Linked DNA regions of Homo sapiens: region 1 is linked to region 2. The links are chromatin contacts, found by Hi-C in ENCODE. All regions are on one chromosome and are shown on one strand. The core of a region is the stretch at or near the end of the contact, and the rest is flanking DNA. Distances in the headings are between cores, read along the strand shown. Region 1 holds the start of TMEM273 (transmembrane protein 273). Region 2 holds the start of DRGX (dorsal root ganglia homeobox).

The links. Hi-C counts contacts between places; a loop is a spot of excess contacts on that map. Pooled maps may share reads with other maps.
Region 1: a pooled map shows a loop between it and region 2 (2.7-fold over the local background). The contact joins the promoter of TMEM273 here to the promoter of DRGX in region 2. A Hi-C loop is called at or near these places in 2 of 37 single-sample maps with no recorded cell type and 3 of 50 pooled maps.

What each region holds. Positions count from the first base shown.
Region 1 is chr10:49,184,941-49,190,351 of GRCh38, forward strand. It overlaps TMEM273 (transmembrane protein 273), which reads right to left and starts at 3,451. Exons shown (of 7, transcript NM_001288740.3): 1 at 3,354-3,451. The coding sequence starts at 3,396. RefSeq lists an enhancer at 5,280-5,411.
Region 2 is chr10:49,392,221-49,397,900 of GRCh38, forward strand. DRGX (dorsal root ganglia homeobox) reads right to left here and starts at 3,869. Exons shown (of 7, transcript NM_001276451.2): 1 at 3,715-3,869; 2 at 3,187-3,301. The coding sequence starts at 3,220.

The sequences.
Region 1 (5,411 bases), core at 2,201-4,700, 210 kb before region 2:
TATTATCAGAACGGGTAGATAATGCAACGTGTTCAGTATGCTATGGCGGATTCCTGCAGTTTTTAACAGCTGCAAAGTAACCCAGGAAGGAAGCACAGCCAACCCTGGGGTGCCTCTCCCTCTGGGGAGGGAGGAAAACAAGAGGAGGAAGAGAGCCAAACTCCACCTCTTATGTTCTGTTTCTCTGATGGATACATTGATTTAGCTACCTACCTTTAAATATATATCTAGAAAAAAATTTAACATTTGGTAATTCAGAGTGTTGGCTCCATAAATGTCTGTTCCATTAATCTCAGTGTTTGAAAATATTTAAAGAATATTCAAATACTGTTTCTTTAAAAACTTTCTACCTACTCTGTGTGTGGGAAAGACTGGCCTGGCTTCTCATCCCAGGGTCCCCCGGTCATACTTGGGATCCTGGATGCCACAGAGGGACTGGACAGAGAGTGCCCCCATAGCCCCCAAGTCCCCTGAGGTACAGTTCTCATACACCCTGGGTGACTGGCCTGGTCACCCACCCTCACAGACCCCCATCTGCCAGTAGATTGCACTAAACAGTGCTCTAGGCCCCTTTCTCCAGTCAATAAAGGGGAAGCCCAACGTTTCCTTCATTTGCTTTCAACAGGCTGTCATATTCGCTTTTTGTTCACAAACATTTACTTACTGGAATTAACAACATATACAATCATTATGAAAAATGCCAATACAGAGAAATTAAGATGCTGTATAATTCTTTTTCCTAAGAAGATAAAGGATAGCCGGGCACGGTGGCTCACGCCTGTAATCCCAGCACTTTTGGAGGCCGAGGTGGGCGGAACACCTGAGGTCAGGAGTTCAAGACCAGCTTGGCCAACATGGAGAAGCCGCATCTCTACTAAAAATACAAAATTAGCCAGGTGCGGGGGCATGTGCCTGTAATCCCAGCTACTCGGGAGGCTGAGGCAGGTGAATTGCTTGAACCCAGGAGGTGGAGGTTGCGGTGAGCCGAGATCGCGCCATTGCACTCCAGCCTGGGCAACAAGAGCAAAATTCCATCTCAAGAAGAAGAAGGAGGAGGAGGAAGAGGAGGAGGAGGAGGAAGAAGAAGAAGAAGAAAAAGAAGAAGAAGAAGAGGAAGAAGAAGAAGAGGAAGAAGAAGAAGAAGAAGAAGAAGAAGAAGAAGAAGAAGAGGAAGAAGAAGAAAAAGAGGAAGAAGAAGGAGACTAAACACATGCAAAATATTACTACGGAACTCTAACCTGTAACTATCACTTCATCACTTCTGTTTCATCCGTGTCAGCTCATAGAAAGGCATGTCTTTCAACTAAATATATTGGATATTGTTGGAAATACTAAAGCATAATTAACTTAGTCAAATTCCTACTGATAGTCTCTTGTTTCTGGTTCCCACCGTGGTTTCGGCAGTGTTGAATAATACCCTGTGAAATATTTTGGGAGGGTTTTACCATATTATTTCATCAGGTTATATTCCTGGAGGTGGAATTTCTGGGTGAAGGGTTATGAACATCTTACATTTCGCTTACATTGACACCCAGATTTTGCCAAATTGCCCTCTGGAGAGAGTGAATAAATGAGTCCCCTCATATCCAATAGTGAGTGCTCACCACTTATCACATCCCATGCTAAGTGCTTTAAATGTGGTAACAGATTTCATTTTCCCAATAGTCCTGTGAGGTGTCCCCAACTTACAGATGAGAAAACTGGGCACAGAGAGGATTAATTCTTTGTCCAAGTTTTCCAGGCTGGTAAACAACAGAACAGGGATGAACATTTAAGGAGTCTCGTACTGGATACCCACTCCTAACCACTGTGTACCTCTATCAATAGTATATGAAAGCAGAAACGAGCTGTGATGCCTTGGCCCAGTGATTAAAACCTTATCTATAACATGCAGGTAATTGTGGCACCTATTGCACAGAGTTGCTGTGGGAACCAAATGAGCTCATGTAACATCTTCAGCAGAGCACCCAGCACATCGACACACTAAAAAATGCGAGGAGGTGTTAGATCTTTTATTATTTGTGAGACTGGACATTTTAAAGTTTTATTGTCTGTGATTCTTCAATGAATTGCCTGTTTATATAATTTGCACATTTTTCATTGGATTTCTTAAATTTAACTTCCTTTTTTTGTACCAGGACAGACTAGTTTGTTTATCTAGGTAAGTCAAAAGCAGAAATAAGGGTTACAACTTCTCTTACCTTCCACCACGTCTCTGGGCAGGCACACTGCATCTAACCACCGTGCACACCCTTAATCGCTGCTTGCTGGTGCCTGACATCCCTTCACAGTCACTGCCAACGGCCCGTTTCCATGTGTAAACTGATGGATGATGTGGCTGGCTGTCTGTCTGACATGCTGACTCCCAAGGCCAAAGTCTTTGCTCTCCCCTGCTTAGTGCAGACTTTAGATGGAAACCTGCCCACAGCACTAACTTTGCCCGCATTCAGGATACAACCTATTGGTCTGGAGACACAAGATTTAATCTGGAGACAGACTGCTTCCCATTGAGTCTCGGCCCAGTGCAAGTTCTGGGAAGGAACGTCTTTGTATATATGAGGGACGTATGCTGCCTTTTTAGGAAACAACAGTTGATATCAGAGGGGACTTCGTAAAGGCATGTGTCTCTCTCCATCTCTGTCTCCATCTATGCATATTTCTAACCATCTCTCTATGTCTCTGTCTGTCTCTCTCTCTCTCTCTTTGAGTTTCTTCCTCTCTGTCTACTTCTCTGACTTTATATTTCTCTCCTCCATTTGGCCCTACTTTGTTTTAGTCTTTGCCTCTCTCCTTTCTTCCTTCTTTCAAGGAATGCATTAAAGATAATTTTTAAAAACAAAGATACCTCTGAGTAGCAAAGAGTCTGCTTCACTGCATGAGAATTCTGATTCAACATTAAATGTATACCAGTATCTACATGCCTACATGTTCTCATTCTATGTCAGTATTTTGATTTGACTTAATTAAATTTAACTTAACTCTCTTGAAATCCCAAAAAGTAAACATGATTATCTCCCATCTCATTGGTTCAGAAAGTTAGGGAGTTTCAGAAGCTTATTCTAGTTTATCAGCAATGGAGCCACAGTTTACACCCAGATGTTTCTAGATCCCAAGCCCGAAGCTCCTTCTGCCATGACCCTTCCTATTCTCCTTTAGCCCAGAAGCATTTGTAAGTTGCAGCTGGAATGAGACAAACAAGATCATTGCTCACTACCAGATCAAAGTGAGAAACATCATCTGTGTAAAGGGACAGAGTTATGTTTTAGGGATCAAGCCCCAGTGGGCTAAGGCTCCCCCAGTTTCCTGCCCACTGAGGCTCCCCCGGGCCAGAGACCCCCGCAGTCCCCACTTACCCAGGAGGAAGAGGATCCTCAGCATGCTGACCCCCAAGTTCATGCTGGCGCTCTGCTCTTGGCTCCTGGCTCCTGGCTGCTGGCAGCGCAGGCACAATGAGCCATGTGACCCAAGGCTCTGGGGACAGGACAAGACCCACGTGACTGATGGGGAAGGAAACCACTGTCACAGCCAGGAGGCTGTTCAGTTCCTCTCAGCCTCTCTGAAGACAGGGCTGAAGGAAGCCCCTGTCATTCTGGACTCCACCAGAAGCTGGCTGTGATTAGACCCATTGTACATGCTGGGGTATTATACCCAGTGTTCTCTCCTATAATCTTCCCCACAGAGTGTGGGAACAAAGCTCGGTAAGGTGCGGTTTCTTGCCTAATGACCCATGCTAGTAAGTCTCAGAGAGGAATGTGGGCAAAGCCGGTCTGCCCTGCAGTCCAGCCCTTGCAGTAGCCTCTGCCTTGGAGCAGAAATAGGAAATGCCCCTCCAGCCAATAGTCCAGCTCGGTCACTGTTTTTGTGCCATGGGAGCCTCTGAGTCTAGGAATGCCTATCACTCTCTTCTCAGAATAAGATTTTTAAATCCCCAAACTAAAATAGATAAGGATCATAGTAGAAATCAGTAGTATTAACACACAGTTATCAAAATATTTTGTTAAACTTGTGAAGTAGAAATATACATGCTTATTTATCCACACAGTAAATAGCAAGATCTGGCAGCAGATGAAACAGCTACCACCATCTCGACATGGTGATAAATGGAATCGATATTGAGAGATACCTGTAACAGCTGGAATGTGGATGGAAAGACCTGTGATTCCTACCAGAAATAAAGTTACTGGGTGGTAATGTTTCTGTGGTTCGTTTGCCACACTACTATTAGAAGAAGATGCTAAGTGTTCCTTAGAGGTTAGAGAACAGAGATGTAATTTTTTTCCCATCCAAGTTTACAGGCCCCATGTCCAGGTCCTTAGCCTGGAGGAACTTTGGTAGTCACACAGGCTCAGCCAGCAGGCTGAAGGCCTTATGCTCCTGTACTCCTTTATACCTGCACGTTGTCACAATGCTTAGATGTTCAGCCAAAAACCCAAATGTGCAGGAAATGTCACTTTTTAAAATATAAATCAACTTAATGACAAGTCTTGAGTCCCCCACCCAACTGAGCTGGCAGAAATCGAGCTCTTTTCATTCTTGGGCTCCCTCAGTCAAATCCCTAACGGTAGCAGCCAACACCGTGAGCACTTGCTACTGAGCCCAATGCCATCTTAGCATGCAACCTGTCCAAGTCCACGCAGCAGTAAATGTGAGAGCTGGACTCGAAACCCAGGCCTTTGGCTGGCAGCCTATGCCCCTCAGGCTGCATGTGCCCTCTGTGTACAGGTACCATCCCCTGCCAAGGTCCAGCCAGAGGCAGTCCGATTGCCCTGGTGCCACAGATGCCCCCTGGGTTCTTCTGCATGGCTGCTGTGGCTCCTTCTGAGTTTCACATAAATAATGGACATGAGAGGAGAAGGCTGGTCATGAGAGAAGCAATTGGCTTCATCTGGGTGCCTTCAAGTTCCATCTGTCCACACTTTATTCATTTGATGAAATTAAGATCAGTTTCTACCTGCACCAAGAAACATACTCTCTTATTTCTCCTGGAATATGTGGAGTTTTCTTAATTTTGCCCCAGTTCATGGGAACATGTGTAAGAAAAATATTTCACTTTCCTCTAAGTGTATTGAAAGAAAATGCCAGTGCAGACCTGACAATCTGTAGACAGTGGCTGGGGACGGTGGAGCTACATTCAGGCCAGGCCCAGGGCTTCCAGCCACACCAGGCAGTTCTGTTTTTATATGAAATCAATAAGTTTCAAATGTCGGCAACTGATTTCAAAATACTTTCGCATGGGATGAGTCAACCTAAACACCAGCATGAACTTCTGCTCCCAAACACCTCTCCAAACATCCTTGGGAGCTCGACCTGTCCTACATACTCCCAGGAGGGGAAGCATCTGCAGCTACTTCTGCTTTCACTCTGCCGTAGCCTCCGAGTCTGGAAAATGCAGTCTGCTCCCTGCTTAGACA
Region 2 (5,680 bases), core at 2,619-5,118:
GCATTAGGAGTTCTGGAGCTACACTGTCCCAGACAAGGACCCTCAGAAGGACCTCAGTCTCAAAGATTGAAAGTCCTTTGGGCTTCTTAAAATTCTGTCTACTAGAGGAAGTTCCTTTTAGTTATTCTTTCACCATCCAGGGCCACATCCTTTGCCAAACACCCTGACTCTCTGCTAAAGCGTTCTCCTTCCATCTTCCTGTCCAAATTGCATTGTTCCTCAAAACCTTAGTTACAGGTATTTCTCTCCAGCTCATTGGAAACTTAAAAGAAATGACCTCAAAGCAGTCTTATTTTCATTACTTTGCAAGAAAACAAATTGTCTTTTTTTGAAACAATGCACTTGACTGGTGAGGATGGAACACAATCTCTGAGGATCTCCAATCACAATTTCGCTCAGTCTTCTAATTTATACATCATGGTCCCAAAGTGGCTCACAATGTGTACATGCAGAATCTTTAAGTAAAACACTGCATGTCGAACTGAATCCTAAAAAAGGGCTGACAGTTCACCAAATTAATAAAAGATTGACAACCTAATAGAAAAGAGGAAAAAATGAGAATAGCTCTTTTACTTAAAAATAAGTAGAATAGTCGATAATATTATGAAAATGCTAAACCTTGAGGATAATTCAACCAAACACAACAGAACAATGGAATATTATTTTCAACATTTTGAAGAAAAAATGAGGTGCATAAAGACACCCAGTACAGATATGAGTATCATAAGATGTGCAGGCTTATTCACCATTTGTAGGAGTACAAATTGGGTACAGCCTTATTAGAAGGTAATTTGACAACATCCATCAAAAATGTAAGTACACATACAGGTATTTAATCTATAAATATATTTGTAATGTGTGCCAAAATAGAAAAAAAAAGTGCTTCTGGAAATACTGTAGTTGAAAAAAAATGAAAACAACCAAAATGCCCATCAGCAGATGCTTTCTTCACAACATACAATGGAATACTACACAGCAGTTTAAAAGAAATCAGTAGATCTATATGCATTGGCATGAACAAATCTCCAAGATATATTACAAAGTAAAAAAAGCAAAGTACAGAATGATGTAGCAATATAATTTCAGTGCAAATAAGGCAAAACACATATTTTAAAAATACATAAATGAGAATTAAATCATGTTTTTCTTGAAGGAATCACAAAAAAAATAGCAGATACTTTTAGGAAAAGAGGTGGAAAAGGAGGATTTTGCTTTTCAATGTATAAGTTTCTGTTGTATTCAAACTTCTCAGGCAGGTGCCAGTAGTACTTTTTAATGTAACATCAGCAAAATTATCTGAGAAGTAAGATTATGAGCCTTTCTTTCTTTTCTCCCTTATGCCTATCTAGATTAACAAAAAATTAAAATAAAAAAGATGATAGGCTATAATTATGTCATATTCCAAGGGTCTGTTCTCAACTTTTCCATTTGCGGGAGATCCCTTTCACCCAGCAACACTAAACTAAACTAAATTACTCCTTTCTGCAAAACTGGCATAGAATCACATCTACAAAGGGATGAAAGGCTCTTAAAGACCCATCTCCTTTTCTTCTGGTTATATCACAGAGTCAGCACTGAGGTGGGATGTGCCCAGGGTGTGGGGAGCACAGTAAGCCAGCTGAGCTGGGCTGAGAGCTGGGGTCACCGCAGGCCAGGCCAGGACTCTCCCTAACTCACTGCTGCAGTCCACCCCGCAGACAGACATTCATGACGTCCCCTACCTGCCAAATGCCCAAACTTCTGCCTTACCCACTTTGACCAGAAGGGTGGGACACTGGCTGGCAATTAGTCCAGACCCCTGGTTCAGATGCACAGAGAAGGCACCCTTAACATACAGAAAGTCTCCCTCATCCCCTAGGGTACACTGTCAGGGGATGCACGTCTCCCACCCTTCCATAAAACCCACCCTGCATGGGAACTTGGGGATAAAATGTGAAATGCAGGCAAATGTGTGGCCTTCCCTTCCTAGGAATGCTGACAGAGCTAGCAGGGCTTAAACACTGGTCCTCATTAGCCTCCTTTAGAAAATCCTATTGGACTCTTAAGAGCTTTTATGAGAAAAACAAAAACAAACTTTCTGAGGCTCAGCCACTGCTCAGGGCAGCCTGCAGCAAGACTGACAAGCATCACCTGAAGTCTCAGGTCTCCTAGCGCCTCACAACATATACCCTGCCCCTTGTCTCCCACAACTACTTGGCTTCCCAAATTCTCCCACCACAATAATAAATCAAACGAGTAGGTTGCCAAATGCCAGTCCGACGGTTACAAAAGTCCCAATACCCCAGTGCTGAGACTGCTGCTCTGCAGAAGGCCCCATTAAAGCCCACAGTGTGGCATTGGCTCACCTGATGGCTACTAATTGGCCCCCTGATGTGAAGACCCCATCCTTGGATCCCTCGGGTCCTGAGCAGGGGCATGCTGAGGTCCCAACTGTCCCCTTCTCACCAACCCACGCCCCCACTAACAACTGGGTGCAGAAGCCAGACTGGGGATCCTGAGGGGAAATTTCTTCTCAGGCCTGGAGACACTCAAAGATGGAAATTCTGGCCTGGGGAGTGGGGAGTGGTCGACATTTAGGGTTAGTGAGTCACAGAGAAGGAGCCATGCTAGGTCAGTCCGGGCAGGTGGTGGGCAGGGCCACCTGGTTCCAGGGACGGCCAGGAGGCCGGGAAGGGAATTGAGCTGCCCAGAATCCAGGGCGGAAGAGGCCCCTGCAGTGTTCTCGCCAGCGGCCCCAGTGAGAGCAGCCCAGCGACGGGCCCTTGTAGGCTCGTGCAGCTCGTGATCTGGGCCAGGACGCGGCGGGTCCACTCGCCTTTGCTTTCTGGGATGTTTGCAGAAGCACCGTGAAAGATTGATGCGGCCCCCTGGGTTGCGGAGCCCCAATTAGAGGCGTGACACCAGCATCTGTGCTGGGAGGATTCGGCCGGTCCCCGCGGCACGCCTAGCCCGGGGCGTCCTGGCCCAGGCGGGGAGGGAGCTGGGAGGCAGGTGGCGACGGGGCGGGGAGCTGGAGCGGGCCTGGAGTGGGGTGTAGGGAGGGGTCCAGGGAGGCCCCTACTCACCGGCAGGCGGCTGCGCCCCCCGCAGGGCGGGGACCCAGCCACCCACCAGCCCTGCTGCCGCTCCGGCCCTTTCTGGCCGGCTCTGGCTTCATGGAGACCCTGGGGCGCAGCGCTTACTTACCCTCTAGCTGTGGCGGGCAGTGGAAATAAAACATCGCCGGCTGTCAGATCGGCTGGACGGCCGAGACCTGGGAGGGTGGCAGCAGAACGGACCCGCGCGCGTTGCTCCTGCCTGGCTGCAAAGCAAACAGCGATAGAGCTTCAAGTCTCCCTCTGCCAGCGCTCCCGCCCAGCCCTAGGGCGCACCCGGCGCTCCCCTCCTGGAAAGTCCCTCCCAACGCCCTCATCTCACTGCGGGGGACAGGAGGGAAGGCGGCAGCCCCGTCGCAAGCAGCAACCCCACAGGGCAGTCCTTCGGGTGTGTCCACCTCCCGGACGGCCGTGCCCTCACCCTGGCCCCAGCACCAAACCCCGCAGCGTAGTTTCTGGCTCTCTGGGGTCCCAGCCAGAAGCCCTGCACCCGGGCCACCGCAGCCAGGTCCGGCTAGCGCGCAAGGCCATCTGCGAGCTGCAGCTCAGGCCAGGAAGGCAGCCGAGCCCCAAGGCCCGGCGCTCGGGGCCCGGCGAGTGGGTCAGGAGCCGAGCATACCTCGGCGGGCGGCGGTCGAGGAGGTCGGAGCGTGACCGCCTCCGATCCGCAAGCCCTGCTCGGCTGGCGGCGGGCGGGGCTCGGCGCGGCTGGCGCCCGCAGGACCAAAGAAGTGACTCGGGAAGTGGCCAGATGTCTTGCTGTCTGTCTGCAGCGCGCGCCGCCGCTCAGCACTCGCCTTTATAATCTCACGCATAATTGGCCTTAATCTGATTATTTCCAGCGCTGTCTACAGCGAGTAACTTGGATAGGTCTATTGGGCCTTACAAATGGCCCACGTGGTGTTAAAAAAAAAATCCGTCATTTCTCAGCAAACATCAGGAATGCTTTTTCCTCTTTTAAAAGAGAACGATACAACCACCACCACCATCACCCCCAAAAACATACATTTTCCGAAAACACACTAGGCCCCACCCCCCACCTCATGTCCCCTCAGAGGCAAACCTTTCTCCGAGAGAGCCTGGTTTGGGCTGCCCTTATCAAAGGCCTGGTGACTCCCGGGCTGCAAATTGGCAAAGCGCTGCTAATTGTCGCCGCCGGATGGGTTTTGGGGGGACTCTTTGCACACGGCTTCCCTTTCCAAACGATCGTACAAAAGGAAAGTTTGATTTTGTTCTCAGCAAGGGGTCCCTGAATTTATGTTCGCTTCTCGATGCAAATGATATGCGGTGGGACCCTTTGCAATTACTTTTAAAATGCATCCGAGGCAGACACTCAACGGAGAGAGACCGCCCTTCTCTCTGCCTGGGTGAAAATTAAACTCTAAAGTACCGGGCTGAAATTTTCAAGTCAGGGGCGCGGGATTGGATCAAATCACATAAACTGCAAAAAAAGCAAGTCTAATGGCGCATAATTGGTTCTGTAATAGCATTACACCAGGATAATAGCCCGTTACGGCCCCCTGCACTATTAAGTGCTTCCCTGGCGGAAAGCCTTTATGATATTAAAGGGGGAATATAATGATATTTTGGTTATTAAATGCGTGTAATTAATTTATGCACCACTGAAAATAAAGTTGGTATTATGACCCACTCAAGATGCATCAGAAGATGCAAGTCAGACAACTGTTGATAAGTTCTGGTGTCTGTGCTCCGTCTAGACTGCTGATTTTATTTTGGGACGATGGCTTCTTGGACAGACTACATAAATTGAATATTTTATAAACATTCTAATGCTGCGTTAGGGAGCCTTGGCGAGGTGGTGGGTCGGGTCCCTGCACGGCCCGGGATACAGCCTTGATCTTAAAGACGCAGCGCTTTGGAAACAAAAGGCCTGGCAGGCCCGCCGCTGGACACCAGCGCTGGGCAAGGAGCATCGAGCTGCAGGACAGAGCGCTGGGTCCCGGCCGCCGTTGACGCCCCTCCGAAAACAGCCGGGAGGAAGACCAGTCCCGCTCCGGTCGAGGCAAGTCAGGATCTATTCCAGTGAAGCGGCCCTTCCTGGGCTCAGTCGCTCCAGAGCAGAGTCTGCTCTGCCTCGGGGAAAGAATCACAGGAAACTTCCGCTCGTTTCAGAGCGGAGAGAGCTCGGGGCGCCATTTCCGCCAGGGCCACCGACTCCGAGAGTCCAGGCAGCCGGCCCGGGAGGAGCGGCTAGCAGGTCCCGAAGGCGGGTGAGGTGGCAGGCAGGGGCCGGCAGGGCAGCCGAGGGCCTTTCCTACGTCATGCCAAGAGGGCTGGGAGCCCCTAGAGCTGATCCTCCCTTAGCCCAGGTCAAGAGACTGGCTCGCGCGCGCTGTCTCTCTCCCTGTCTCCCTCAGAGGGCCCCTGCTCTCTGGAGCTCTTGACAAGAGCCCGAGGCTCCTCTTGCCGCCTAGGTCTGCCGAAAGTCCCCTCGGGTTCCCTCCTGCCCTAGGCAGCAGTTCCCTGCCTGTGCGCTTTGGGAACCCGGTGGCCGTGAAGTGAGGTGCGGACAGCTTCTGGGCCGCCTCGGCCAAGATGCTCAGGCGCACCTGGGGGTGTGTGCG